Linked DNA regions of Mus musculus: all the other regions are linked to region 1. The links are chromatin loops, found by intact Hi-C in ENCODE. Cell type or tissue: left cerebral cortex. All regions are shown on one strand. Each heading gives the region's core, and the rest is flanking DNA. Links, peaks and the distances in the headings are about the cores only. Region 1 holds the start of Gm51958 (a long non-coding RNA gene). Region 2 overlaps Gm10432 (predicted gene 10432). Region 3 has its middle 12 kb from the start of Gm10432.

Evidence for each region. Hi-C counts contacts between places; a loop is a spot of excess contacts. Peaks named below come from ENCODE experiments on the same cell type or tissue, not always from the same donor. Only the 100,000 strongest peaks of a DNase experiment are listed, where the experiment ranks them.
Region 2: a loop joins it to region 1, with 7 times the contacts of the local background. A loop is called at or near these places in 2 of 42 quality-filtered maps.
Region 3: a loop joins it to region 1, with 4 times the contacts of the local background. A loop is called at or near these places in 3 of 42 quality-filtered maps.

Annotation. Positions count from the first base shown.
Region 1 is chr12:100,349,006-100,357,005 of GRCm38, reverse strand. Ttc7b (tetratricopeptide repeat domain 7B) reads left to right here. Exons shown (of 20, transcript NM_001033213.1): 16 at 1,887-2,003. Gm51958 (a long non-coding RNA gene) reads right to left here and starts at 7,599. Exons shown (of 3, transcript XR_003950124.1): 1 at 7,319-7,599; 2 at 3,332-3,530; 3 at 2,401-3,013. In left cerebral cortex, for the core only: CTCF peaks have their summits at 1,837 and 7,421; DNase peaks (open chromatin) are centred at 3,702, 4,088, 4,707, 7,280 and 1 more place; H3K27ac peaks cover 6,712 bases.
Region 2 is chr12:100,284,392-100,295,101 of GRCm38, reverse strand. It overlaps Gm10432 (predicted gene 10432), which reads right to left. Exons shown (of 4, transcript NR_045741.1): 2 at 4,678-4,877. Among named protein-coding and RNA genes, the nearest start is that of Gm10432, 13 kb to the right of the region's middle. In left cerebral cortex, for the core only: no CTCF peak of the experiment used is centred there; DNase peaks (open chromatin) are centred at 4,116, 4,884, 5,340, 7,237 and 1 more place; H3K27ac peaks cover 4,116 bases.
Region 3 is chr12:100,258,972-100,269,681 of GRCm38, reverse strand. No RefSeq gene overlaps it. Among named protein-coding and RNA genes, the nearest start is that of Gm10432, 12 kb to the left of the region's middle. In left cerebral cortex, for the core only: a CTCF peak has its summit at 5,055; DNase peaks (open chromatin) are centred at 5,131, 6,669, 7,728, 9,310 and 4 more places; H3K27ac peaks cover 7,567 bases.

The DNA.
Region 1 (8,000 bases), core at 1-8,000:
GAAGCAGCTGGTGAGCGCCATGGAAGTAAAGGGTAGGAGGAAGGGTCCCTCAGGGTGCATGACACGTGGTGAGATCGGGAGGTGACAGCTTCAAAGGGATCCTGACATGCTCTTGAGGTGATGAGGAGCCATGCTGTTTCTCTAGTGAGACTGAACATAAATAACCACTAGCTGGATCGGTAGCAAGGTTTCTGAGAGCTGAGCGAGGAGTGGACAAGAGGCAATTCGGTCCGTGCTCCAGCCTTCTCAAGACACTGGATGTGAGTGCTGAAGGACTGAAGGAGCTGTGCTTGGATGTCTACAAGGAAAAGGGCAGTTTGCTTGGCACTCAGGTCTAGATGGAGGCTAAAGCCACGGGCGATGTTGAGAATGTACTTTGATGATTGTGAAGGGGCTCAAAGTCCAAAGTCTAACCACTAAAGAGCAGAGCTGGGCAGGTCAGGAGGCCTGCTCCATGTCCCAATTGCCTCATGGGACTTCAGGCAGTCTTTTTTTTTTTTTTTTTTTTTTTTGGCTTTTTCGAGACAGGGTTTCTCTGTGTAGCCCTGGCTGTCCTGGAACTCAGCTCACTCTGTAGACCAGGCTGGCCTCGAACTCAGAAATTCGCCTGCCTCTGCCTCCCAAGTGCTGGGATTAAAGGCATGCGCCACCACGCCCGGCTGCAGTCGTTCTTTTTAAACAGGGTATTTCATAGCTCAGATTGGCCTGCAACTCAGTGTATAGCCACTAACAGTAATCCTCCTGCCTCCGACTTCCACATGCAAGGCTTACCATGCCCCAGTTCTGTAAGCTTTCAAAGCTTCTGAGAAGGATAGCAATCTCCTGAAGGGCTCTCTGCAGACATGTATATCAACTGAGTCATATCTCCTGTGTAATCTTATTAATAAACCAAGGTTCATGTTTAATGGATTTTTGAAATTTCATAAATAAATTGGCTTAGTTCTAAAAAGCATGCTTTTAATAAAAATCTCTGTATTTTGAATAAAATTGCCCACTCCAGTGCTTTTAACCTCACCACAGGTCATCATCCTGTGCTTGTTCATGCCTCTGTGGTGAGACTTACACTAAGCCACAGGTTGAGCACGGGCTCAGGAATCCTTGACTCCACATCTACTGCCCTCCCTAGACCCTGCAGGTGCACAGATGGCCCCATGCTAAGAGGAATGCAATTCAGGGCCTGCAGAGGTCCAAGCCAGATGGGCTCCCAGCGCAGAGAAGGGGAGTGGACACAGTCTGTCCTAACCCAGAAGCTATCTCCAGCTGACAACTGTGCACAAAGGAAAACTTTGTTTCTCTAAGGAAGTCTCGCTGTGTATGCAGACCACACTTAAGGGCAGGCCCCGTACCCAGCAGTAGATGGCCAGCACAAAATGAGCTCAATTGTATTTTTCGAAGATTTTTTTTTCATAATTCTTTGTCTAGGCATTTTTCTTATCTTAACATATGTTTTGCTTATATATTATTGTTTTGAATTTTGTGTTGTTAATGGTATTTCTGTGTGTGCAATTCTGTGTGTCTCTGCATTTGTATGTTTTTCTTGTACTTTTCTTTCAGTCTTTTTTCCTATTTGTTTGTTTGTTTGTTCTGTCCTATTCTGGTTTGCTGGATTTTGTTTTATTATTAATTCTTTAGATGCCTGTTTGTTGTTGTTTTCTAATGAGATTGAGAGAAAGAAAGAGAGTGGATTTGGATAGGTGGGACGGACCTGGGAGGAGCTGAGGGAGGGAAACTGTGGTCAGGATATAGTGTATAGAAAAATCAATTTACAATGAAAATTAAAATAAAATGAGCGCAATTGCCCCCTGCCGCAGACTGAGCCTCTTATGTAGTTTGCAAGGCGGCCTCTGGGCTGAGCTGTGTGCTTTCTCCCTTGTTTCCCACTGTAGACTACTGTTTTCCAAAGTGAAGTTGGAGTCACTCTGCCGGGGCCCGGATGAGGCGCTGCTCACCTGTAAGCACATGCTACAGATATGGAAATCCTGCTACAACCTTACCAATCCCAGGTAAGAGGCCAGTGGTGCCTGCTTTGTTTCATGTTCTCATGGGTATCTGCAAATCAGAGCCTTCTCTCATGTGCGTGACTCTGACATAGACTCTGTCACTCTCCCGTGCCCTGTTCTCCACAAGATAGAATGCTGGGACTTCATGCTTCCCTGGGGCTGACGAAGCCTCCAAGTCATGGGTGTCTTTCATTCCCCTCTCCTCCCAGCCCCAATGGCGAGTCTTAGCATCTTTTTAGAAACTGGCTAGTGGCATAGTCCAAATGAGCTTCCTACAGTAATACTTAAGGGATCTGTGTTGCTATCAGGTCACATCCTAATAAGAAGGGAATTCACTATGAACACAGTTAAAAATAATTCTGAAGAAGTTAAATTCATGACTCAGACAAATATAAAATCAACACATTAAATATTTTATTTACTTTATTCACTTGTGAAGAAGTCAGCACAAGGTTATGGCCCATTCAAAGAGGAGTTTGTAACATATATAGGCAGAAATGCTGAAATTAATTCACAAGTAGATGAAAAATAGTATTGTATAAGATGACAGACTATATTTTATGGGGCTATCTTTTCCACGGGATAGAAATCAATTGTATCCCCACAGATAAAATTTATTTGTCTTAATGGTTTTCTATAGGTTATCTCCTTCTGCCCCTTCAGAACTGTGTAGTACTGTAGTTACCAGACCGTCAAAATGCTACCCTTTTGAGTCAGCAGATCCAGGAAAGAACAGCCAGTCGACCCCCCAGGAGGTCACTAACAAACACCCCATAATCTGTTTGCCCCAAGTCTGGGGCGCACTGCCAGAGTGATTTAGCAAAGCGTTATCCGATGATTCAAGTGACTTCCTGTGACTCAGATGCTCAGAAGGCTTCTCAATTCATGGCAAGGTGGATGGATGACATACAGCATGCTCTGAAGAGTCAGGAGGCAACACGGTGTCTGTCACTCGGTGGTGCCAGGAGAGTAGGAGGCAGCCAAGTTCACTGGTGGTCATGGTCTGCAGAGACCTACAGAGAGGAGAGGTGGCTGTGAATTGGGCTGTGGCACTGGGAAGTGGGAATTTTGATTTTTTTTTTTTAACAAAAATGTCTTCAGTTGAACAAAATGTGATGTGGCTCACAGTCTAATTCCAAATCTGAGTAAGACTAGGCAGGAGGATTGCTGAGAGTCCCAGGCCAAATTAGACAAGATAATGAGCTCTAGACTAGCCTAGGCTGCAGAGAGACCGTGTTTCAACAAACAAACAAATCAAAAAGGCTTTTGCCATTAAGAAGCAAATATTCAGACTCAGAGCCTGTGGAAGTGGGTGTGCCGCGGGGACTGACCTCAGATAGACCGGCGACTCAGCTATGACAGAGCAGCTTGGAGTATGGGGCTGCCCCTGGGTAAGCCAGCTTCACTCACAGGGTCTGATAGGACTTCTGAGATGTAGTAAGTCCCCTCACGCTGCGCCTCGCTCCCTTCCTTCCCTCTGGCGAAGGAGAAGCCGTGCTGAATCTCACATTTTCCCTGTCACAGTTTGATCTGAAAATAAAAATCATTTTTACTTTAAAAATCCTACTCATCTCTATAAGCAAAAATGGGAAATGGCAGTCTTTATCTCCCTGAAAAGCCCCTTTCCCGGCCCCTCGATAGAATCAGGACGTGGGAGGCGTGGCCCTCTAACCCAGCCTGCAGCAGGTACTGCTCAGCTGGTTGCCCCCGTGGAGCCCATCTTTTGCCTGTCCCCCCTTTAGAAGGGAGAAAATAAACCATCAGCTTCCTCGTTGCCAATTCCCTCACTTCTCCACACCTCTCCCACCTCCCCACATTTCCTCCCACTTAGCAACCAAGAATATTGAATGTGCAGAGAAAAAAAATAGCAGAATTGGAAAGCCTTTAAAAATACCTAACCAAATGCCTGTGACCATATTCTTCTTTCCTTGAAAGATCTTTTAGGGACAGAGCAGGGTGTTCCCACCCTGGGGTGGACATGAGCCCTCCCAAAGCCCTGGGTATGGGTGGAGACAGGACAGCCATTATCAGAGCTCCCTGTCTGTTTCAACTTCATTTTCTCAGGATATAAATAAATGTTTCTCCGAAACCCTTTACCACTGCACAGACGTAGGCATGCCTGAGCAGCTGGGATGAGAAGTGACCCTGCCTAGGGCATGTAGCATGCACAAACAAGGCTAGCTCTGCAGTCGGCACACTTCACAGCCCCCAGATGCAATACCACAGGACCAACAACAAACAGCCTCCAGGCTCTTTAGGTCATATGGACTTTCACACAAGAATCATGGTACGTGAGAAGCATCCTTTACTAAAAATAAAATAAGCTGAAATTTGAGCAGGAAGGTTTTTACAGGGAGCAGTTGGAGTCCAAAGGGAGTAGATCTGTGCCAACCCCCTGACTCTACTGCCCTTGCCTCCATGTGCTCAGTGTGGCCTCTTTGCTTCATCTGTCTGGGTTCCCCATCGTCCCCGAGGCCCTTACCGGTCATCCTGAGGCTCAGCACGGGCCCTCAGGGCACTAAGAGGAGCTAGAGGAAGACATGGGCCAGCCTGAGAGTGGCCAATGAGAGCAGCCCCTGACTGTATGTTCTCGGCAGCTCTTTCCATCTTTATTTTTGCTTGAGGGAAATCTCAATAGAAGCGGGTTGCAGAGCTGAGCTTGGACAAGTTGTACCAATGGGGCTCCACCTGCGCTTGGAGGACACAGTTTCTGCTTTGAGCAGTGGGTGGACGTTCTCCCCAGGGTACATTTGGGGAAGTGCTGTGGTTTCAGATTCTCTTTTCCTGGGTCTGAATGTTTTCCTGCATTTAAGATAGGGATCTGACTTGCTCGTCTTCTCTCCCTTAGTAAAGAACAAAGCCCTCTCAGTTCTTCTCCATAATGACTTAGCCACTCAGAACAGCGTGAACCTGACCAGACTCTCACCAGAAAGGTCCCCATGGGCTCTCAGCATCCCAAATCGCATCATTTCAGCCGGGGCTGATAGTGATCGCTTTCACTGAGAACTTCTCTGTGCCAGCACCAAACTGGGCCTCTACTCCCTATAAGCCTTGCAAGACAGCTACTGTTGCCCCAACTTTAGAGGAAATGAAAAGCTAAAGGAGAGTGTGCAGCATACCCAAGTTTTCCAACTTTGATTTGAGTGGAGTTACCATCAAACAGGAGGCTGTCTGACACTAAAGCTCTCTCTGTGACAGCATACTGCTTCTGTTGATGACAGCCAGATCCTCCTCCTCCTCCTCCTCCTCCTCCTCCTCCTCCTCCTCCTCCTCCTCTTCTTCTTCTTCTTCTTCTTTCTCTTCCTCCTCCTCCTCCTCCTCCTCCTCCTCCTCCTCCTCCTCTTCTTCTTCTTCTTCTTCTTCTTCTTCTTCTTCTTCTTCTTCTTCTTCTTCTTCTTCTTCTTCTTCTTCTTCTTCTTCTTCTTCTTCTTTTGTCAGTCACTTCTTTCCCACCTCTGATCACTGCCACCTGAACCTTCTCTGTCATTAGCCTTAAAATGACATCCTTATGATTGGAAAATCTTGTTTTCTTCCTAACTCCTATGTCAATCACTTACTAACAAACAACATTTAAAGCTGACACACACTGTTGCAGGTTTTCTTTACTTTAGGCCTTCTAATAATCACCAGTGTTTTGGTAGGGCTTTTTTTATCTTACAGAATGTGTTCTCCTTCTGCCTTCAGAAAAGCAGAATGAATGGGCAAGTGCCATGTTGGATCAACTCTTCTTACTGCTCACAACTCTTCTTACTGACACAAGGCTCAGACACAGTGAAAGCTTGTGTGATTAGGACCCAGGCCTCAGAGGGTTTTAGAGGTTTAGTCCATTATCATGGCAGGGAGCATGGCAGCACGCAGGCAGACATGGTGCTGAAGAAGGAGGTGAGCGTTCTGCATCGAGATCTACAGGCAGCAAGAAGAGTGAGATTGCAGCGCTTGGCTTGGAATTTTGAAACCTCAAAGCCCAGCCTCTGTGACACACATCTTCCATTAAGGGCACACCTAACTCCAACAAGACCACACTTCTTAATCCCCCTCAAGTAGTGCCATTCTCTAATGACCAAGCATTTGAATCTGTGCACCCATGAGAGCCTTTCTTATTCAAGCTACTACATTCTACTGCCTGACCCCTATAGGGGTCATATATATATCATAATGCAAAAAAAAATTCATAAAGTCCGACTCCAAAAGTCCCATAGTCTATCACAGTCTCAACACTGTTTAAAAGTCCAAAGTCTCTTCTGGGATTCAAGGAAATCTCTTGACTGTTTGTTACCCCCTATGCAATCCAAGTCAAAAAGCAGATAACAACTTCCAACCTACAGGGCATGGAATATACATCAGCATTCCAAAAGGGAGGAAAGGCGCATAGTGAGGAATGCTGGACCAAACCCAGACCCTCACCTCTCCTTTCAGCCTCTGTTAGGGTTCCTGTCTGCAGCCCCTCTCTGAGATGAAATATATATTGTGTACCACACAATATCACAAGAGGCAAAGCTGTGATAGGAACTCTGGCGTTCTGACTCCTGGTCTTTCACCACCACACCCTGTCTCTTGTGTTTAGCTTCTGCAGCTGTGGAAGACAGGAAGAGTCTCTAAGAGAAACTACAGTTCCCATTTTAACCAGTGTTTACTATATATGCTCTGACTTGTCAGTCGTAACAGGGGAACAGTAATTCCCTGGAGGTGTATGCTTTGTATATAGACACCGTAGACTTGGGGTCTTGCTGATTTCCTCTCCTGAAAGTACCTCTCTGCACCCCTGAGATCTAGGAAGAAAACATTCAATATGAAGAAAGGATATCCCCATTTTGAACAATGTGTAGTTAGTTGTCTTGAATGCTGTTTTTAAAGGGGCAATGGAAGACAAACTGCAGGATAGACCCAGAGGTAGTTGCTCTACCAGTGGAAGGAGATAGGTCTTGTATCATTATTAATGATTCTGGATGCAATTGATTTCTACTGTTTGAAGTGGGGAGCCCTTAGATTCCCACATCTCCCATAATTGCACTAGAAGGCCAGACAGAGGTGAGCTGTCTCTGGGAAACTCACCAGGCATAGTGACCGAGACAAGTGTTTAAAGGGAACTGTGTTTCTGACCCTTGGCATGTGCCTGGAAGTTTTAACTAGCCAGAATGCGCTATCTGTACACTCTTTCAACTGTTACCCAGTTCTGAATCTTTACTTCCATCATCTAGCCAGAAAAGTCACCCAGGTACAGTGGCTTTCTCAGTGATGATTCATTAGTGACAGACAGAGAGTAAGAGCCCAGATCCCCATCCAGGCTCCAGGATCCCAGCTTTTGGATCCCTTCATACCTCACACGTGGCAGCCAGGCTCATTCTCTGCAGCTTGGTGAGGTGGAATCCCATAACATTACAGCTGCAGTACCCCAGTGTGGTCCAGCGGGCGCCCAGGCAGGTCAATGCCTCGTGGGTTCCAGAATCGTCGTACATTGAGACAAAGCCTTCTGAAAGCTCCCTGGACGAGGAGCCTTCGCAGTGTTCAGATCACCAACCCTTTGTGACTGCTTATATTAAAAACACTACATGACCAGACCAGTGTTAGAAACATTCAGCACATGTTGTATGATTATCTGCTCAGGAGTTTGTATTGTCTTCTACTAAGGGAGATTTTTTTTTGTTTCCCAGTGTGGAAATAATTAATAGTGCAGCTTCCAGCAAGTCTGTACGGATGATGTGGTAAATGCAGGCTGACAGTCTGCGCTGAGCGAAGTTTCCTCGGCTTCCTGTGTTTCTCTAACTACATCTCTGGACATGGAAATTGTAGCCTGTAAACTGGGTTAAGGTTCATAACAAATCTCGTTTGCCACTTTCAAACAGCAGCAGCTGCACACAGGAAGGAAATTGTGTTCCTTGAAATTGTAGATTTCAAATGGCTTAGAACCCCCAGACATTATCATGATAGGAATAATAACAATAATAATTTCTACCTATTTCATAGATTTGGGATCTCTATGGCCTAAGGTCCTTTAACTGC
Region 2 (10,710 bases), core at 1,539-9,538, 63 kb after region 1:
TTGGAATGAGATGACACTTGGTGATATATGGGTGAATGACAGGTACATGCAAAGAAATGGCTGAATCTCAAGATACTACTGCCAGCTAGAGAAGCCATTCAGCTAGAGCAAGCTATGTGGCCCCACTGATTCCCAGACTCCAGGATCTAGGAGCTAACCCACGTTCACTGAGAGCATACCCAGGGTGGCCGGGGCAGCAAGGCAGTTGTCACAGAAAAGGAAGAAGACTTTGGGGGTGATGGATAAATTGACTGTCATAATCATGGTGACAGCTTCATAGCAGTAGATATATTTCCACACATATTACACTGGACACTGCAAATATGGACAGGTTCTTTGATGTCAGTTATACCTTTAAAGGTTGTAGTTGAAGATTTACTAATTCTGTATATGCATGTGCTTGTGTGTAGGTATGCGCACATGAGTGCAGGTGCCCCCAGAGGCCAGAAGAGGGCGCTGGATCCTTTGTGAGCCACCTGAAGTGGGGTACTTAAAACCAAACCACAGTTCTCTCAAAGAGCAGTAAGTAAGTGCTCTTAACCATTGAATTATCTCTTTAGCCCTGAAACAATATTTTAAAACAATAGGAACTGACAAGGAGATGGGGCTAAAGACAGTTGTCCAACCCCCACTTGAAACATGAGCTAATCCTCACATACCTTATACTCCCCAAGAACCTGGGTCAGCAGTAGTGCTTCTGTGAACCAGAAGGCCTGAACCCAGAAACCCCAGGCTGGTTAGCCACAGGCGGGTTACTTGCTGGGCTCTTATGGTAAGAGGTCTACATGAGACTCCTTCAAAGGGCACAACCCGTTTTGGGGAGGGTGTGGGAATCTCCTATTTTCCCCGCTATAAAAGAAAACACATGATGCTACATGCACTTGGGATTTTCAACACAATTGGCTAAAAATAGCCTGGGCCACCACAGCCCGATTCCTTTTTAGGAAGGGTTCCAGCAACCCAGCCTGTTCTAGCAGCCAGCTCAGGAAGTGAAGGCTCGGCCGGGCGGAGCTTGTGTCGGGGCCGAGGATGAGCCCATGGGGACCCTTGGCTTGTTCTGGCCACCCCAGTCTCCCAGCTTACTGAAAGCCAGGCCTCCAGGAGCACACAGTGACATGGGCAACAGCCTCCCCACCCTTGTCTCTCACAGGGCTGGGCTCCCATGGTCCCGTGCACTGGGATACCCCACATTGTTTCTCACTACCTCAGTTTCCCTATCTGGAAAGGAGTCTCCATTTCCTTGTCTTATTGTCCCCAGAGCTGGCACATGCCAGCCAGATGGTGGAGGTGGGCAGACCTGGAAATGTGTGAAGGGTAGTATCCATGTAAGGACCTGGAGGTTACTGGTGTCATTATTAGTCAGATTCCCCTGGGATAAAGAAGACATTTCTAATGAAAGGTTGAGCAGCTCTTCCTTCACAATCAAGCTTTTGTCCTTTCACAGGCAAACCCTGATGCTCAGAAACACACCAGCCCAAGGCGCGAGCCTTCGACAAGGAGATAAATAGGCAGCAGCTTGCAGGTCTGTTCCTTTGCCCATGCCTCTGCAGACACACCCCAGCCTTGGGGAGCCCAGCAGATGGGGGAAGCAAAGGCTTGGCCGTGCCAATGTCATAGGTTTTTATCCAAGCAGAGGCACGGCCAGCCCAGAGTGGAGACCTTCCTCTGTTCTTTCAGCGACCCCCTCAGCCACTGGGTCGTCCTGACAGAGGCCCAGACGGTGACACCAATGGTTGAGTGTTGAAGTCCCTTTCCTGCGCACCTACAGTGTTCCTGATACTCTTCCAGTCCTGAAGGCCCAGTTTTCATCTCTGAGAGTCCGTAGCCCAAAAGAGAAGACTCCAAGAACTTAAATTTCAAAATGATCTAGAACCTTCAAATTCTCACAATCTGGCCCCAGCTACCTGCTCTGTCCCTTGCTGTCTAGCTCCCCCACTCAAGCAGCTAGAGGGTACCCTTTGCCTCTCAGGGGAAGCAGGAGAGAGAAACTGGCCTTGTGGGTCTGAGTGTTCTTTGGTTTGGAAGAGATGCAGACACACCTACAAGAATGACCTCAGGCCTATCACCACAGAAAACCACCCCCCAGTTTATCACAGCCACCTTCCACCCACTCATAGTCAGAGACACTGAGGCCAGTGACATCTCAGTCATGGTCCCTGCTCTATTTCCTCCAACAGCCTGGGCCTTTCTTACTTCAAAACTTCCCATTGCAGGGTCTGGAAAGAAGGCTCAGTCAATCAGGCTGTTGCCCTGTGAGTTCGATCCCAAGAACCCATGTAAAACACTGGGTATGGTAGGTTGAGTTTGTAACCCCCAGTCCTGAGGAAGCCAACCCAGTAGGACTCCTAGCCTCTCAAGCTCACCAGACGAGTCCTAGGCCCAGTGTAAGACTCTGCCTCAGAAACCAAGGTGGGCAGCTCCTGAAGGTCCATGGCCCAGGTGGACCTCTAGCCTCCACCTGCATGGCACACACATGAATTTGCATGCATACATATAGACATACGCACAAAAGTAGTCTCCAGTGGCGTCACTGACACACTCAGTGTGTCACATCTACCTTTCTGTCAGTTGAGGGAGGAATAACCTAGCCAGTCTCCAGGGTCTGGAAGCAAACGTTTCCTTGGGACAAGGTTATTCAGCTCTTGAGACAGGGTGATGGCTACAACATACATATACAGCTTAATGACTGTTTTAATAGTTAATAATCCTGACTACAACCCCTTCAAAATTCACACATTATGTTACTACCTATGTATCTATGAAATCATGGCATAGTGTTCCAAAGAAGAACTGTAGTTTGCAAATGTTAAAAATCTCAGAAACTAAGCAAAAATCTGCAGAATAATACATTTATAAAAGTACAGCAGTATATAGCAGCTGAGATGAGGCCACCAGCACATATACAGCAGTGGACTGCTGGGTCTGGGTTTAGTCAGAGAAGACGCATCTAACCCTCAAGAAACTGGAGACCCCAGCGAGTTTAAAGTTTGGGTGAGGTGGGTAGTGGGTGGTAGGGACATCCTCGTGAAGACAGGGGGGTGCAAAGGAGGTATGGGATGTGGAACAGTTGGAGGGTGGACTGGGAGGGAAATAAAATCTGGAGTGTAAAAAAAATTAATAAAAAATGATAAAAATTAAAAAAAAAATTCACACATTAAAGCCCTTCCACTCAATGCCTCAGGCTTTTATAGAGTCTGGCATACCTTTAGTCCCAGCACTTGGGAAACAGTCAGTTGGATCTCTGTGAGTTCAAGACCAGCCTGGTCTACATAGTGGGTTCCAGGACAACCAGGGCTACATAGTAAGACTCTGTCTCAAAACAACAAACAACAACAAAAACAAAACAAAATAAAAGGGATTCCTGATGTGGACTTACTCTAAGAAGAGGTCTCTGGAAAAGAACATAGCTTTACTGCTGCTAAGCTACGCTAACCCTGGGCCTACACACACACACACACACACACACACACACACACACACACACACACTCCAGCTCAACACACTCCCCCATTGGAGCAGAAAAGAAGGGGGCTGAGCTGACTCCCCCCCCCCCCCCAGCACTCCAGTATCCGCCTCCTCTCAGCTGCTAGGCCTCCTGCCACGGGCTGCAGTTACCCTAGCAACCAGCATGGGCTCAAAGCCTGAAGCCGAAGGCCTAGCTTTTCTATCACTCACACCACGGCGCCCACGCTGAGTGGGCTTCTCTGGTGGTACCTAGCTTCGCTAAGGACAGGAAGTAGAGTTTTGTTCCACATGGCCCTTCCCCAGCCTTCCCTAAAAATGTTCAGCCGAGGGGAGGGGTGAAAGATCAAAGGACAGGCACGAAGATAGGCTTTCAGCTTTAGGCTCAAGAAGCCAGAGAAGCCTGAAGCTGGGAGAGAGAGGAGGGCCCAGTCCATGGTACAGACAGGGCACCTCAGTCCTTTGGTCTCCGCTACACCCAATCAGAACCAAGAAACCGCGCCCCAGCAGCCACAACATGGCCTCTAGACTGGGGTCTCTCCTGCAACCTGTAGACTATTCTTCTGACCAGCTTTAGGCTATGCTGCCTTTGAGATCCCCTCTGTGGGCCTCTGCATCAGTCATGAGCATCCGTCCCCACATGGTCTCTGCGAACATCAGGTTCTCCCCTGGGCTCTTGGCCAGCAGGCTCTGTTAAAATGATGCTGACCCTGCCTACCATTCAGCTAAATGCCATGCCCACTGAACACCTGCCCTTGTGCCAAGCACAACACACAAGAACTCAGCAGGCAGTACTCTTGTGCCCTTTCCCACCAGGCCCCAGAGGTGTGGGGAGGGAACAGAGGACTGTCAGCCTCTCTTCGTCCTGGCCAAGACACATGATTGTCAGCACGAGACCCAAGCACCCTGTGTGTCAGTCCTGGCTTCGATGTGGATCTTGTGTGACCTTGGCTCTACAAAGGCCACCTCTGGGCTCCACCTGACACCACTGTGGATTTGGGGGTTGAGGGGGAATAAAGGCACCACACTACTGCTCCCTGTAAAGTCAAATCAGATCATGATGAGAGGCCCCGCACGTCCCTCCCCTCGCCACACCTCGCCTCATGCCCCCATGCCTCTCCACACACCCCCACACCGCCCCAAGCCCACCAAGCCTTTCCACACACCCCAAGCCTCCCACGCCCCCCCCCTGTGCTCCCCATGCCCCAAACCCACCCCCGCACCGCAAGAAGCACTGTGTTTGGTTCATAGCAGGCACGCAGCCAGGAGGCAGCCAGAAGGTTTGGAATCTAGTCCCCCGAACTGTCTCCAATGGCTCCCATGTCCGCTAGAGTTCCCATCCGGAGCATCCGTTTCACCAGCGAGGCAGGGAGGTGAGGCTTTCTGAGGCTTCTGTCATGTGACCTGCAGGCCAGCTACAAGACAGGTACAGAGAACTCAGGAAGAGCCAATGGTACCTCGGTTTCTCTGTTAGTCTCATGCCAGCTACAACACACACGTGGCCCCAATAGTGTTCCCTCCCCAATGTCTGTTAGCTACAGGACACATCAGGAACCAGGGACTCCATGCCAGCCCCTGTAGTGCCCAACCCAGCAAGGTTATGGTCCCCCAAGGGGCAGGGTGTTTCTCCAGGCCACAGCAGACATAAATCAGGCTCTGCACTCTGCCTGTCAGCCTTGGAGCCACCCACAACACCCCCCCCCCCATTGCTTTAGCTCCCACTGTATGTACCCTGCCCCCACTCCCACCCTCCCTGAGCCCTCAGCTCTGCTCCCGCTCCCGGGAGAGCTTGAGCCTGGAGTGTTACAGTGTTTGGCTTTCTCCAGCCAGAAGGGATATTTTCCCCTCTTCTTGGCTGCTCTTTGTTTTAATGACTTTTTGGCGCAGGGCCCAGGCTGGATCAAAGCTTCCCTGTAAGGAGGATACTAGGACAAGGCGGTGAGTTTTCTGGGTGGGAGGGGGGCAGATGAGTTTTTGTGAAGGTGAGGGGGACCGGTAGCTGGAAGACTGGTGACCCCAGAGTCAGAGCTCCCTCACACTACAGGTGAAAGATGGATCTGAGGATGAGGTTAAACAACAACAACAACAAAAAGACAAAAAACTAGACCTCCTGCGGGGTAAGACTAGGAGGCTTTCCCAGAGCTGGCCAGCACAGGACAACCAATGTGCCAGAGTTCAAAGTCCAGTGGATCCTGTCCTCTGGGAAGCCAGGAGGCTCTGTGAGGAGGGGATTCTAGGAGCCTGGAACTTCCTTCACCTGCCTTCCTGCTTTGCAGGTCCCAGCCCAACTCCTCAGATGAGCCCAGCTGGTGAAACCTAGAGGATGCCGCATGGTTTGATGGGTATTGATTGACAGACCTCAGGAAAGCTTTCTGAGGAGCAGCACACACACACACACACACACACACACACACACACGCCTCTAGACCAGCTACTCAGCCTGGAAGATGCTGGGAGGAGAAGTCTGGTTCCCAGAAAACACATCCACTAAAGGTAGCCTTAGCAGCTGGACAGGTCAGGCCCAGGCTGGCCCAGAAAGAGGGGGCAGCTGCTGCCAGTGTTGCTGCTGCTGCTGCTGCTGCTGCTGCTGCTGGTGGTAGTGTTTTGAAGAGAGCAGGAGGCAGCCTCAGGGAGCATGCAGACCTGGGGAGTGCTGGTCTCTGAGGAGTCAGAGGTGCACAGGGGTGCCCTGTGGAGCCAGGAGTCTGGGAGCCTAGGATGCACAAGGTGCCTCCACTCTACTAGGGCTGAGGACAGACACCCTCAAAGCAGAAGTCTCTAGATCTCTAGGGTTTGTCTCCATACTAGAGGAGTGACTTCATGCATGCACCCTACACATGTAAACACACTTAAGGTGCACCCTTGCTCACGCTCACACATACACACATGATTGCACACATGCACTTGCACACATGCACGCACCCCATATACAGATCCTACATATATACTCCTGTATGTTCCTGTATATAAATGCACATACACACACTTACCTATGTACACACATATCTCTATGTATACACAGGCCCCTTGCATGTATGCACAGTCTATACACACATATATAAAACCCTGCACACATACCTCTGCATACACAGCCCTATATGTGCACCTTTGCACACACACACACAAACACACTTGCACACACACGCATCCTTGACCACATGCCCTTATACAATCACACACTCAACTCTGCACACACACAGTCCTCCCACATATAGAGTCTGCGTGAGGTCACATGGTCCACCATTCCCGGCTTTCAGCTTTGGCATTTCCATGGGCCCCTTTGAGTCTCAGTTTCCCCAGATGGGGCCAGTGTTTCACCTCTGTCTCTGAGGTGTGAGGCCCAGAGTGCTAACTAGAAACTTTGCCCTCATTCTCAGCATACAGTCAAGGAAGCTGCCTCTCAGCAAGCCAAAGGGAGTGGTCCGCTTGCCTGAGCCAAGTGACACTTCCTGGACTTAAGTGACCTTCTGACCCCAGAGGTCCTTGTGTGTGTAAGCCACAGATCCATCATCCACGTGCACTCACTTGAGTAAGCAACTTGCACACACATCGTAGTGGCAGCAGCCACTATTTCCTGAGGACCCACTGTGCGCACCCAGATTCCAGTGCTTCTCTGGTGTGCAAGTAAGAGACTCCAACTGAACCACAAGTAGGTGGCCTCAGGATCATTTGGTTCTTATCTCTGTGCCCATCATCTTCAGGGTTAAGCTGGAGCCACATGGTTGTAGGGTGACTGCTGTCACACCAGACATTATGTCTGTAATCCGTCATAAACAAAGAGTATGGCAACTTAAGAAAACCCTCTTGCCACACACTCCTTCATGGAGAAGCAGAACCTCCCTCCTTCTGGACTGGAAGTCTTCCCAGAGACCTTCCCTTATATGTCATTGCCTGGTGTTGTGCCAATGGCTTCTGCTAGCTGCAAAGGAGTCTGACAAACAGAGAATCTGGCCAAAGAGTGGTCATGGTGGGGACAAATTGTTTCTCACCGCCTTGAGCAAATCCAAGTTTGCAGGCTAGGGGGTGGAAAGCAGAGGGTACCAAAATGTCTACTACTTGTGCTCCAGTGTGCCATCCTCTGTCCCTCCTCCAAGAGGTAGTCTGAAGGCAGTGGACAAAGAAGAGGGGAGGGGTGCGAACTCCCTGAGGAGGTGGGAGAGATCTGAGATTCCAGTGCAGCTGGGCCTCCAAAGTTGAAAACGCTATCTTGAAGCAAAAGGAGGGCTACTCTCCTGGTCTGTACCCATGTTGGTCACACTGTCACTGTCCCCCAGGCCTAAACAACTAGTGCTACAGCACCCTTGGTGGTGCTGTGACACACCTAGTGGCTGCGTTCCCAATTGTCCTCTTCTGTGACCCTCACGAGCCAGCTTTCTGCGTATGCTGTGGATGAATGTACTGCCATAGAACAGCCCCAGTCCCCTCCCAGAGACAGTAGGCAGAGCATGGGCCTCATTCCTGGGATCTCACAGGGCAATAGGAGCCCCTCATGGGGCAGATCAGCAGGAAGTCATTTAGGAAGCTGATTTCTTGAATACAGCCTAAGCCCATTCCTTCTAGAATGGAAATTCTAACATCATATTGTTCAGTTACCAAAGGCAGAGTAGAGGCAACTTGGCTGGCCCTGAGCATGAAGCTCACTTGTTTGGGTTCAGCATCTCCTCCCCGGGAAACAGTGACAACCTTTCCGTGGTGAACAATTGTGTCCCTTCTCTGGTTTGGTTAGAAAGCTCACTGGGGTCTGCCAGTACCCAAGCTCTGAGTTCTGCACGTAGCCCTTCTGAGATATACAAATTTGGGGTCCCTAGCTCTGTGAATGCCTGGAGCTCCTTGGGTCCCTGCATGGACAGCTCCAGCAAGGTAGCTGCATGGAAACCGGCCCTCCAAGCAGCTGTGCCTGGGTCATCTGCCTACCTCAAACGGCTTCTGCTAGCATTGCAGTGGTCCTGCAGATCCTATCCCAGGAGTGCCCTTTTGAGAGAGGGGTTCCGCCGGCGTGTACTTGGATAGTAATGACGTGCCATACGGGGGCTAATGATGTGACCCAGTTAGAAGAACATGTGACTAGCATGTTCAAAATGCCGGCTCCAATACCCAATGCCATTGGTCATCAACTGGCTTCCGTGGTGAACAATTGTATCCCTAGCACTCAGAAAGTAGAGACATTCAAGGTCATCTCCAGCTACATAGTGAGTCCAAGACTAGCCTGAGCTACATGAGACTTCTGTCTTAAAATAGTGTTAAGAATAATTTGCCATCCCTCCAGTGGCCCTAACCTGTGAGAGTGTAGTGACTAAGCATGAGGGACATGGGAACGGTGACCCACTGAGAATAATCCCCCTCCAATAGAATGCTGGTGAAGCTCTCATCCCTGTATGTAGTGGGTGGGGACAGCTATTAAGCCAAATAAAGGTTTCACTGAAAAAGTTGGGGCTTTTTACCCACCAGAACCAAGAGCCGGCAGAGGTAGGCAGAAAATGAGCTTATCTTCCTGGCTCAGAGCCGGCTGGGGACACGGTCAGGGGCTGAATGTCCTGTAACTGATCTTCTCCTTCCATGAGCAAGGCCCTGGAGATGGGGCTGATAGTCACAAAGATTACCATAGATCCAAGGTTCAGACCTAGGGTAATTGTGACTCCCATCCCAAGAGTCATTTGGCAACAAATGTCTGATGGCATTTGAGATTGTTACAGATGGCAGGAGCTGCTACAGGAATCAAGTAGGTAGAGGGGTTCATCTAACTAAACATTCCGTCGTCCAATGGTTCTCAACCTTCCCAATGCTACAACCCTCTCGTCCCAGTTCCTCATGTCCTGCTGACCACCAACCATAAAATTATTTTGTTGCTACGTCATAACTATAACTTTGCTACTGTTATGAATCATAATGTAAGTGTCTATGTTTTCCAATGGTCTTAGGTGCCCCCTGTGAAAGGGTTGTTCAACTTCCAAGGGGATGGAGACCACAAGTTGGGAACCACTACCATAGTGTAAAGGACAGGCCCCAAACATCTGCAGTACATCTTTGGGCCATTGGCATGACGTTAAGGAGCTAGCGCCTCCTCCGTCAGGTAATGGGACATTGGCAGTGACAGGTCGCTGGAGCACAGGAGAAGACAGTCCCCTTTACACGGTGCCACCTGGTCAGATCTCTGTAAAGAAGAGATCTGAGAAGATATGAGATCTGAAAGATAGAGACGTCCAGCAGATATGGGAGAATGGCTTGCATATCCCCAGGGTAGCCTAGGCCCTGGGTCCTGACCGGTCACAGCTTTAGCCCCAGGAAATCCCAAGGGGAAAGACAATTGTTCTGTGGTCAAGCAGCTGCCCCCATGGCCTGTCTCCTTGAGAAAACAGGCAGGGGTTCACCCCACAACCCCTTCCTTTTCAGGTATGCCCTGGGACCGTATCCAGCTGGGAGCAGCTACGAGCAATAGACCCATCTCAAACCCTGGCACTTCTGATAGTCTGCACCTGGCCTGTCAGTTCCCAAGGCTGCAGCCAGCTTTCTTACCTGTCCCCTCTCTGTTGTTGCACCAGAACCTTTCCTGTGTCCTCTCCTAATGGAGGGGCATCCTCCACCCGACACTGAGAACCCCAGACTACACCCCAGCTGCATCCCTGTTATGGACCCAGAATCTTCGACCCAGAGCAGTGCTTACTATATCTGAACTCTCATTTGCTTACCGTGTGTGTGTGTGTGTGTGTGTGTGTGTGTGTGTGTGTGTGTGTGTGTGTGTGTGTGTAGTTGTGTTGGAGATGCTATTCCTTAGGAGTACCATTCTTAGTTTTTGAAACAGGGTCTGCCTTTGGCTTGGGTTCACTGACCGCAGTGGTATTTGTGCTGTGGATTGAATTCAGGTCATTTTGTTTGTACAGCTAACACTTTACCAATGGAGTTATCTCTCCAGCTCCGTGTTGCTCTTTATAAACAAAGGAAGTACCTTCCAGGAGCTTTACAAAGCAAACAACAAAAAACAACCTACACTTACAAAAAGATTCAGGGCCGGATATGGTGGCTTAGGCCTTTAATTAAGTATGGAGGAGGCAGCGGTAGGCATCTCTCTATGAGTTTCGGGCCAGCCTCATCTACATAGTGAGTTCGAGGTTAGCCAAGGCAACATAGTGAGACCCTGTTTCAAAACAAACAATGGTAAAGCCAAGATATTTTTAAACAGAAGTGTAACAAAGAAACATAAGGCAACCTTAAACCCCTTCACGAAGGGAAGCCTTCTCCAGTGATTTGGGG
Region 3 (10,710 bases), core at 1,369-9,368, 89 kb after region 1:
TTATGTGTGTGAGTGTTTGGCCTGCATGTATGTCTGTGCACAACGTATATGTCTGGTGCCTAAGAAGGCCAGACAACACCCATGGAAGGAGTTACAGAGACAAAGTTTGGAGCTGTGACAAAAGGATGGATCATCTAGAGACTGCCATATCCGGGGATCCATCCCATAGTCAGCTTCTAAACTCTGACACCATTGCATACACTAGCAAGATTTTGCTGAAAGGACCCAGATATAGCTGTCTCTTGTGAGACTATGCCGGGGCCTAGCAAACACAGAAGTGGATGCTCACAGTCAGCTATTGGATGGATCACAGGGCCCCCAATGGAGGAGCTAGAGAAGTACCCAAGGAGCTAAAGGGAACTGCAACCCTATAGGTGGAACAACATTATGAACTAACCAGTACCCTGGAGCTCTTGACTCTAGCTGCATATGTATCAAAAGATGGCCTAGTTGGCCATCACTGGAAAGAGAGGCCCATTGGACACGCAAACTTTATATGCCCCAGTACAGGGGAACGCCAGGGCCAAAAAGTGGGAATGGGTGGGTAGGGGAGTGGGGGGGGGGATGGGGGACTTTTGGGATAGCATTGGAAATGTAAATGAGGAAAATATCTAATAAAAATATTTAAAAAAGAAAAGGCCAGACAAGGGCAGGGAGTCCCTAAAACTGTAATTTTAGATGGTTGTGAGTCACCAGGTGGGTACTGGGGCTAAAACTTGGGTACTCTGTGCCATGAGTGCACCCCTGAGCCATATCTACAGCCCCTTACCCCTATATTTAGAATGGCAGCTTCCCCACCTGCTTCTGTCCCTGAGCCCATCCTTGCTGCTCCAACACCCATCACCTCGCCAGGTCATTTCCAGTGGTTGCACAGTATTTGCAACTGATTTGAAGACCCCAGACCCTGGTTGGGGATGGATCCAGGTAGACTCAGCTCAACTCTGCCTCCATTAGCTCTCTGCACCTCACTCAGATAAGATTGTTCTCTGGAGGGTGCCTGGCTCTTAGCCATACTTATAGCATGCACTGAAGTTTGTTTGTTTGTTTGTTTGTTTAACAAGATTTAGGATCCTTTGTCTCTCAAGGAGAAGAGCCTGTCTCTTTCTCACAACAGCAATCACCCAACACAATATATAATATGCTGATTCATTGTGTTATGCTTATAAAGGCGTTACACAATGTATCCCATTGATAAAGGGCTTTATGGTCTTAAATGGCAGAGAACTACATGTTTCAGTCATCATCCTGTTTGTGTGTCATTAGCAAGGTTCTTGGTGATTGCACATCAGACTCCAGTTAGGAGGTGACAGTCAGTAGCCTCAGTCAGACCCTTCTGGCCTGGCTCCAAGCCTGGCAGTTTCCCAACCTGCACTGTCCTACCCAGCATCTTCTTCCAGCTTAGTCTGAGATAACCCCAGGGGAGGGGTGGGGGGGGTGGCCTCAAGGGACCAGAGCATCAGCTGAAGACAGGCGGTGGAGCTCTCCGTGGTCCTGAATTTCCCCTGTGGTCCCTGCTTAGCGTGAGGTGGTTTCTTCGGGAAGCAAATATGAGGGGAAGAGGATTTGTGTAATTCTGGAGAGCCCTCCCCCTCTTCTTCCCACGCACGCTCCCTGGAACCCTAACAGGCTTCTCTTGCTGACTAATGTAATAATGAAAAATAATGAATCAATATTAGTTAGTAATAATTAATAACCTTATTGTCGGGGTCTTGACTGAGCTGGGACCTTCTCAGGAAGTCTTTCCTGGTTCTTCAGAACCAAAAGCGGTCCCCTCCTGGATGCTCGGGTAGTACCCTCTACATCTTGAGTTCTAATGTGTGATGTCACTTGTCCAGTCTGAACAGCGAGTTGGAAGCTTCTGGTTGGTCCACTTCATTGCTGCATGCCCAGAAGACAGGTGACGGCTATAAATTCTGGCTCAGCAAATCAGTTCATGAATGACACGAGTCTGTGGTGGATGGTCTGGGGGAAGGACTAAGAACCTGTGGTAGGAACCTGGAAGAGAAGCAAGAGCTTGGAGTGGTCCTTCCTCTTAGGAATACAAAGTTAACAGGAGCTGGGGGCCTAAATCCTGTTTCAGAGAGGCTGGTCCTGAGGCTCAGGGAGGGGAGGTGACTCTTCTGTGACTGCATAGCTCAGGAGTGAACTGAGCTCCTTGGCTCTGGTCCTTGTGCCCCTCTGCTCACAGCAACATTTCTCTTCTCTAGATCAAGTCTTCACCATTGTATCAGGAAGGCACTGGGATGAATCTAGAGGCAGATGACAAAGCACTAAGATTCCAGGGCAAATTAAGACCCAGGAACTTAGTCTCTGTTCTTCAGAAAATGGCTTTAGGAACCACGGGCCAGGTGCAGAGGAAGCACTGTGCTCTTGATGAGGGACTTCTGATGTCTGAATTTTATCAAGAAAAACAGGATGGGAAATTCCTTTCCCAACATATCCGCAATTCTGCAAGAGTCATAGTCTGGACAGCTGAATCCTATTGGAAGGTTGTGGTGTGAGTGGCCCGGCCTGGCCTCAGTGTGTCCATAGCCAGGACTCCAGAGATGGTGCAAGTCTCCTCCTCTTGGTGGCCTGTGGGTCTGAGGGAAATTCCAATGCTCCGAAGCCTGTGAACATCTTTTGCAGCATGTAGATAGGACGAGAGCTGGGCTACAAACAGCATCCTGTTTATGGGATTACCCCCAATGTCTAGCATAAATCCATCTCAAGATGAGGACTATCTCATATGTTTGGATCCTGCAAGGCTTTGATGGTCAAAAGTGGGTTACTTTGGGCGAAGTTACTGAACCAAGGCTGCTCAGGGGACAAAGTTTGGTCTGATCTCAAGTCTGCTGTGCATAGACTGGGATGCTGGTTAACATCATAAATCTCTAGGGTCTGGGAAGTCCAAGTGAGAAGTGCTGACAGATAAAGTGTCTGCTGGGACCCTCCTTCTTACTCTTAGGTGACACATTCTTATTGTGTCTTCACATGGTAGAAGGGACAAACAGTTCTTTGTGGTCTCATAACTAATAGCACCAAGGACTCTACGAATAACATAACCATCTCCCACAGGCTATGCCTCCTCATATCATACAGTAGTGATTATATTTCTGTACATGAATGCTTGGGACACACAAATATTCAGTCACAGCTCCTCGACACTGCTGTGTCAGGGGAAGAAGCAGAGGTTGTGGAGTCTTCCTCACAGCTCTACTCTTTTCTGCATCTCCCCGGCAGCCTGCAGTGCTCTGCAGCTAGCCTGTTCTTCATCTATGATGTCCTCAGACCTGCTATATCCACCAAACTCATATCTGGCCTGGGAGAGAGAGAGAGAGAGAGAGAGAGAGAGAGAGAGAGAGAGAGAGAGAGACCCATAGGGTTTGAAGCGTGGGCAGACTTGAGCAAGTCACTGTTCCTGCCTGGCTAAGTGTTTCACCTGTGAAATAGGGCAGGCTACATGTTGTCTGAGGGCTCCTATCCTAGATTCCGTGGGAGCAGAGCTGGGCCCCCATCAGAATTGTGCTGGCCTGGAATCCTGGCAGCCGCCGTAGCTGGCCGCCCACGCACAAGCAGGCAGGCAGGAGGCAGGGTGCTGCAGCCTCATTGCCAAGAGCACAGAGAACTTTCCACTGGGTCCAGATTTTTTCATCACCATGGCAACTGCTGGGGGGTGGAAGCAGAACTCTTCAGAATACTGGAGAGAGATTATATGGGAGAAGGGAGAACAAGAAATTGAGCACAGAGCCAAGCTTCAAGTCAAAACCAGCCACCGGTGGGCCCCACCTTACACACACACACACACACACACACACACACACACACACACACACACACACTCTTCCTTCCCTTTCCTCCAAGCCTTCTCTCTCTTTTGATGTTTTCCTATTTGTGTCCATCCTTCTCAGTCCCTTCCTGAGCTCTGGCTCTCAGAAGCTGGGTGATACCATTATTCTTAACACAGTCTGTACCAGGCGCTATTTCTGGGGCTTTATACATAAGGATTTATTCTACCACCACCACCCCTTCTCCGAGTCCTGGGCAGCAGGTCCCACGATTTCACAGATGAAGAAGACATGGAGGCCTGTGGAGGTTCAGGGACTTGCTCAGCCTCTACTGGGTATAGTCCCATTCCAGAGGGGACATCATCAGCCCCTGTGGTGTTAAATGGTCTCAAGTTGAGAAACTGAGGCTGCTAATAAAATGGGTAGTGACCTTAGGGACAGACAGGGAACATAGGAGGATGTGATGGGGTCTTTCCAGTTCCATCCCCTCTGTCTGAAGTCTTCATTGATCTCCCAGCTTCAGTGCGAGCAGAGAGCCAGTGGCTGGCCTCATTGCCTGCCTCCACTTTTAGGCTAGCTCCCAGACCTGCTTGCCCATCATTCAGGCTCAGGGAAAGATCCATTGGAGATTACTGGCATTTGGATATGCGTGTTCCATTCTCAGCATCCTCCCCACTTCCCTGGGAATTCCCTGCATGGAGAGAGCATGACTTAGGACACCTGGCTCAGTGCCTCATCAGAATTCCAGGGGGGCGTTCACTCAAGTCCTCCAAGGTACCAGAGAGGAGGTGACAGGAAGCCATAGAGAAGGCTATTGCAGACGCAGCAAAGATGATGACACAGGCCTGCCAGCTACTTGGTGGGACCTGAGGGTGAGGATGCATTCAGGCCTATGATGAGACCTCACAGGGCTGAGGTGAAAGGCCCCTGAACATTCGCAGAGCAGTTCCCACACAGGTCCACAGCCTTCTTCCACTGGCCAGTGGGTTGTCATCCCACCCATGTCATCGAGAGCTGATGGGACAGGTGTGAGGCAGCAGCTCACCTTTAACTCCTTCTGCCATTTTGGCCGGTGGAGAATCTGGTGGCAAAAGCAAACCCCAAGAGCCTTGTCCTGGGCTAAATCCTCTCCTGAGGAATCAGATACCCCCTCCCCTCGATTACTTATTTCCCTCTTGAGGAAAACATAAAATAAAAGCAACTCATAGCAGCAGAGAAATCATGGCACCTCATGTGGCAGCTGGTTCTATTCCATCCACGGTGCGGAGCCAGAGAGAGATGGTTGCTGCTGCTCAGACTGCTCTCCTTGGTTCAGTCCAGGATCTCTGCCTGAATGTGGAAGGGTGCTGTCCACATTTAGGGTGAGTCTTCATACCTTCATTAAGCTAATCCAGAAAACCCTTTGCTAGCATGCCCAGAGGTTTGTCACCCGGGTGATTCTAGATCTAGATCCTGGCACATTAGTAATCAGTGTTGACCATCACGACCCCCAAATGAATGGATCTGCAGCCCCTGTAACCCTGAACCTCCCCCACCCGAAGGGTCCACTGGGGTTTCAGTCAAATATATATCCCTGGTTCCTGATGTCTCATGATCAGAGGGACTTGTGGCTGTGTCCCCACATGCCTAGGCATGTGGGTCAGACAAACCAGCTCTTCTGGTACAAGGAGGCGAGAAGACAGGATTGGAAGGCAAGACAGGGAGGCAGGGTGGTCCGTGGAGGAAGAAAAGACTCTCTGATTACAGAAAAGTGGGCACTGAAGAACATCCAGCCAACTCCCTTTTTCTCCAGCCTCCGGTGGTACCAAATTCATTTTATAGGGTCTTCCTTGACCTCAATAAAAACAAACTTCCATGTACCTCTTCCACAACTGGCTTTCTCTCGGGGACCAATGAGTGGGCAGCCTAACCACAAGATGCCCCCAGTCAGGCCTGTCACCAATGCATACATGCTTCAGCCTCAGAGCCTTCACTGGGCCAACCATTTCTGCCCTTTTGCTCTAGCAGGTAAGAAGGGCCAAATTTGACCCACTGCCTATTTTTGTTCATAAAGGTTTCCTGGAATATGGACACACCCATTTGTTTATCTTTGTGTGTAGCTGGTTTGCACTACCAGGGCCAAGTAGAATGATAGACACAGCCTGTGTAGCCCAGAAAGTTTAAACTGTTTATCAATGGGCCTTTATTTAATAAGGTTTCTGACCTTTCATAATTCTAAAGCATTCCCATATGACACGAGATGCCCAGGAGTGACAGCTCAGGAGGGACACCTCCTTCTCCTCCTGGAACCCTGTTATAACTGGGAACAACCCCACATGCAGCCTGGGGTGCTGCAAGGTTGCAGTTAGCTATGAGCAAATACTGGTTCCCAGAGAACAAAAAGAACCACCACAAAACCCAAGCAGACCATTTGCACATGGCCTGTTACTAAATCTGTTGCCAAGTCAAGCTCTCCAGTACTTGAATTTTGAAGGACTTGCGTTTATCGTGCCTCAGTTTAACTTTGTCTGAATGTCTTCCCTGACACACTATTTGAACTAAGCTCGCCATTCAGCTTCCTTCGTGGGTTGCTTTCTACATCTCTTAAAGAGCTACGTGTCACGTCACTAGAGACCTTCATGCCAGGCTGTAATTGACCAACCTGTGCTTGCTCCTTAGTCACATCAACCACCCCTCAGTGGCTGCTCTACGTGGACAGTGTTCCCTACGATTCCATTTTAACAGCTTCTTTGCCCAGGAAGGGTGTGGTCTGAAGTCCAGATGGGTCAGGTAGGTGAAGCTGCATTCCAAGTCACCAGGAAGAGGGAGGCTGGAGGCACAGAGCAGCTGGTGCCTGCTCAGTAGTCACCCAGCCTGGGCGGGAGGGCACTGCATCTTCATTCCGTGTCAGGAAGGAGCAGGAAGCAGCAGCTGGCAAGTTCACAATTGGAGTCTGCCCACACAAAGCCACAAATCCCTCTTAGTGAATGCCGATGAGCTGGTGCCACGGAGAAAGCAGCAATTCCCACCTCTGACAGGAGTCACTCATGCTAGATGAGAGGACTGGGCCCATAGCTTCAGTGAAGGAGTGTCACTATGATGCTTGTTGTCATGGCTGGATACAGATAGGACCACTCGTTTCCTCTTCTAAACACCCAGTGCCCACCATGGCCATCCTGGCTAAGATTCCTCTTGAGATCTATGCCAGGGAAATGCTAAGGGCTTTCTTCTGACATTCGCCTTTCTGTTTCTGGTCCATCCATCTCCACCTTGTCTCTGCCTAGCATCTCCCCAGATGGTGCTATTTGTGGGGTAGAGTAGCATTCAGGGATGGTTTTCACAGCCACTCAATTCCTAGCTCTGTGCCTTATCAGAATACGCCTTGTATAATCTATGACTTAGTCTCTTTGTCTGAAAGATGCTAATAATTAATAGAAATAGTGTGTAAACCAATTGACAGGAAGGTGTGTAAGGGGGCAAAGACTGCTCCACAGACAGTGGAGTTTTCCATGACTTCCTTGCTCTCTCTGGACACAAATCTGACGCTGCCAACCATCATTTATATCCATCAGTCTTCTAACAACTGAAACTCAGGCTGGTCTGGTCACCATACTAAAGGGAGAGCCTTTCTGGCTAGCACATCTCAGTCACCTCTTTGCCAGAGATAGAGAATAGAGATGGCTAGACTTCTGTAAGCTGAATAAGTCCTGGGTTCCATGAGAGTCAATCTTTGCATGAAGTTGTGCTCAGTGACAGAATCCAACACCAAAACTGATGCTAAGAAGACATCTTGGACTTTATTTTTGACTCATCCCAACGCGTAGCCCGTAGCAGATTTCCGTGGCGTCCTTCTGCCTCTCCCTGAAGCTGTGGCTCTTCCCCTCCAGCTACACCCCTACAGCTCTTCTGCTCTCTCCTTTATCACTTTGCACTCTGCACACTGCAGGGGTGAGGCCGGGAGCAGGAGCACCCACAGATTGAATCCATATGCTGTCTTTGCATTCATATGCATCTGAGAATCCTTCTCTGTAAACTCCAAGAGGAAAGGACTGTGGGTTTGGGAGTTTACTTTATTTTATGTAATAAGCCAACACTTGAAAAATAGCACACAGAGCTCCCTTATAGCCTTGGCCCAGATTCACCAATTGCATGTGTTCACATTCTCTCTCTCTCTCTCTCTCTCTCTCTCTCTCTCTGTCTCTGTCTCTCTCTCTCTCTCCCCATACATATTTTATATATAATGCATATAATTTTCTTCTCTGAAATCATTTGCAAGTAAGTTGAAGATATCTTTCCCTTTAATCCATAAATAATTCTGTGAGAATTTCCTACAAAAAAGAACATTCTCTTATATAACCACAGTGCAGTTATCAAAATCAGGAAATTAAACATTTCAGCAATTACTGTTATCTCTTCCACAGCCCATATTAAAATGTCAGCAATTGTCCTAGTGAAGTACATTAAAACGTTAGCCATCCGAGGTCCAATCTACAGTCTTGAATGCATCTAATTGTCATATTTCTTTAGGAAACAGTTCATTTTGTGGGCTTTTCCCCCCTGAATCTGTACTCCTACTCAACAATACTTAGAACAACACTGCAGACTCTATAGTAATTCAGTAGTTATTTCAGCTCAAATTGGAAACAAAAGGTTTAAAGCTAATAATTGCAGTCTCACATCTTAAGGAATACAGTTGTGTATCCCAACAGTCATTCTCTCTGGATGGATAGATAATGTGGTGATCGTTGGGTAAATGGGTAGACAGATAGATGGATGGTGAATAGGTTGGTAAAGAGAAACAGATGGATAGAATTGGTTGGTAGTGGAATGGGATATATGGATAGATGAATGGAGGAATTCATGGGTTTTCGGGTGGGTGACAGATCATAAGGGATGAATGGTTATTCAGAGGGAACTGGTTTATGAATGGTACTAATAGTCATATTAGGATGAAGTACTCAGATAGGCACCAGAAATCCTTCTTTTAGGTTTCAACTCTTCCTCCTATCAGCTGAGACTATTGGAGAGCCCCTTCCCAACTCTGGAGCTTGGCAGCCATCGTTGTACTGTGAGATGATGAGCCTGCCTAGATGACCTTTTTGATTTCTCTAGGTTGGACCAGCTCTAGCTATGGAAATAGTGCATGGCAAAGATGATTTGGGTCTAGACAATTCGGCTTCAAAATGTATGTTTTGTAACTGCTTTCTCACTACGGGGACCTTATGAAAAGAAAGGTTCTATGGCCAGCTAGGGCCTCCTTGTCCTCCAATGTGAACCTTCCCTCCCTTCCTCCTAACTTCCCATCATATGGAGGCAAGGCCACCTGACACCTGGGACTCCTGTTCTAAGAAGTCCCAGAGCTTATTGCATGTTTCCTGCTTCACCCAGACCCCATGGGAGACACACATGGCATCTTCTACAGACACTTCCCTGTTTAGCATAGCCTCCTTAACCCTCATCTGTCCTCATCCATGTCCTCACCTCCACACTCTGCAGCCTGCAAGACTTCCTGCCTCCTCCACCCACCAAAAGAGAGGCCCTATGGCTCTGAGACATGGCTCCCTTCCAGACACGTGTGGGCAAAGTTCCAATGCTTGCCCACATGAACAGAAATCCAGGAACCAGTCTCAGCTCACACAAGGACCAGGAATAACAAAACCCTCAAGGTGCTTTGTGATGAGAATCGCTTACCCTCTGGATCCTACAACAGGAAACCCACCAGTTGCTGATGGGGATAGCAAACAAGACCAGAAAGAAAGAAATGTGGGGTGAGGGGAATCAAAATGATTTTAAAAGATTTTGATACATGATGCTGTAAAAGTGATACTCAGGGGAAAGTTGGAATTCAGTTGGACTGTGGGATTTCCAACAGTGTGGATGTTTTATATATGTATTTGTATGTGAGGCTGGGCGAGGGGGGAGGTATGAGCTCAATGTTACAAACGCCAGAGGAAGCCATAGGGGGTGCTGGATACCAAGCCATAAGGGGTGCTGGATACCAAGCCATAAGGGGTGCTGGATACCAAGCCATAAGGGGTGCTGGATACTAAGCCATAAGGGGTGCTGGATACCAAGCCATAGGGGTGCTGGATACCAAGCCATAAGGGGTGCTGGATACCAAGCCATAAGGGGTGCTGGATACCAAGCCATAGGGGTGCTGGATATCAAGCCAGAAGGGGTGCTGGATATCAAGCTAGAAGGGGTGCTGGATACCTCAGAGCAGGAGCTACAATGGTTGTGGGTCACCAAGCAGCGTGCTGAGAACTGAACCAGGGAGCTCTGCACAGCAGTCTGTTTCTCTTAACCATCGAGCGTCTGTGGGTCTCCCTGCCCTGAGTCTTAGGCAGATCAGGGTCCACGAGGGCAAAGGGAGCAGAGACGTGGAACAGGGAGTTCGGAAGCCCTGTGAATGCATACGGTGAATAAACCACACTGGGACCACAGTCAGTAAGCAGATCAACTTTACTTAGGGTGGTTGAAGGCTTATAACTTTTTTTGGGGGTGGGGTGGGGACTGAGGGCAGGGACATCCAGGATGAGTAAAGGTCATTGGCTGGGGGCTTAGGGTACCTAGAATGCCTCATTAGCATGGGGAAGCATTTCAGGAATCTCAGGTGCTAGCTGAACAGGTTTTGTAGGAGAAAGGAAATTGATCCTATAAACCAGCTGAGGCCACCTGACAGTCCTCAGATAGAGCATGGGAGCTTAGAACTCCCCGGAAAAGGTAAGGAGAAACTCTAGTAATGAAGGGAGTCCCCCATTACACACAGAGCCCCAGAAGGCTATTCAGTCAAATGGTAGCTGTTTTTCCACCGCTCCGAAGATGAGCACACCGCATTAACAAAGAATCAGAATCAGGTCAACTTCTCAGCTATGCTCACCACTGCACCACCAACACTGTACCAATTCTTGTTTTTGTACGATGTGGGAGGGGCCACTAAATCTATTGGAATACAGAATATCAG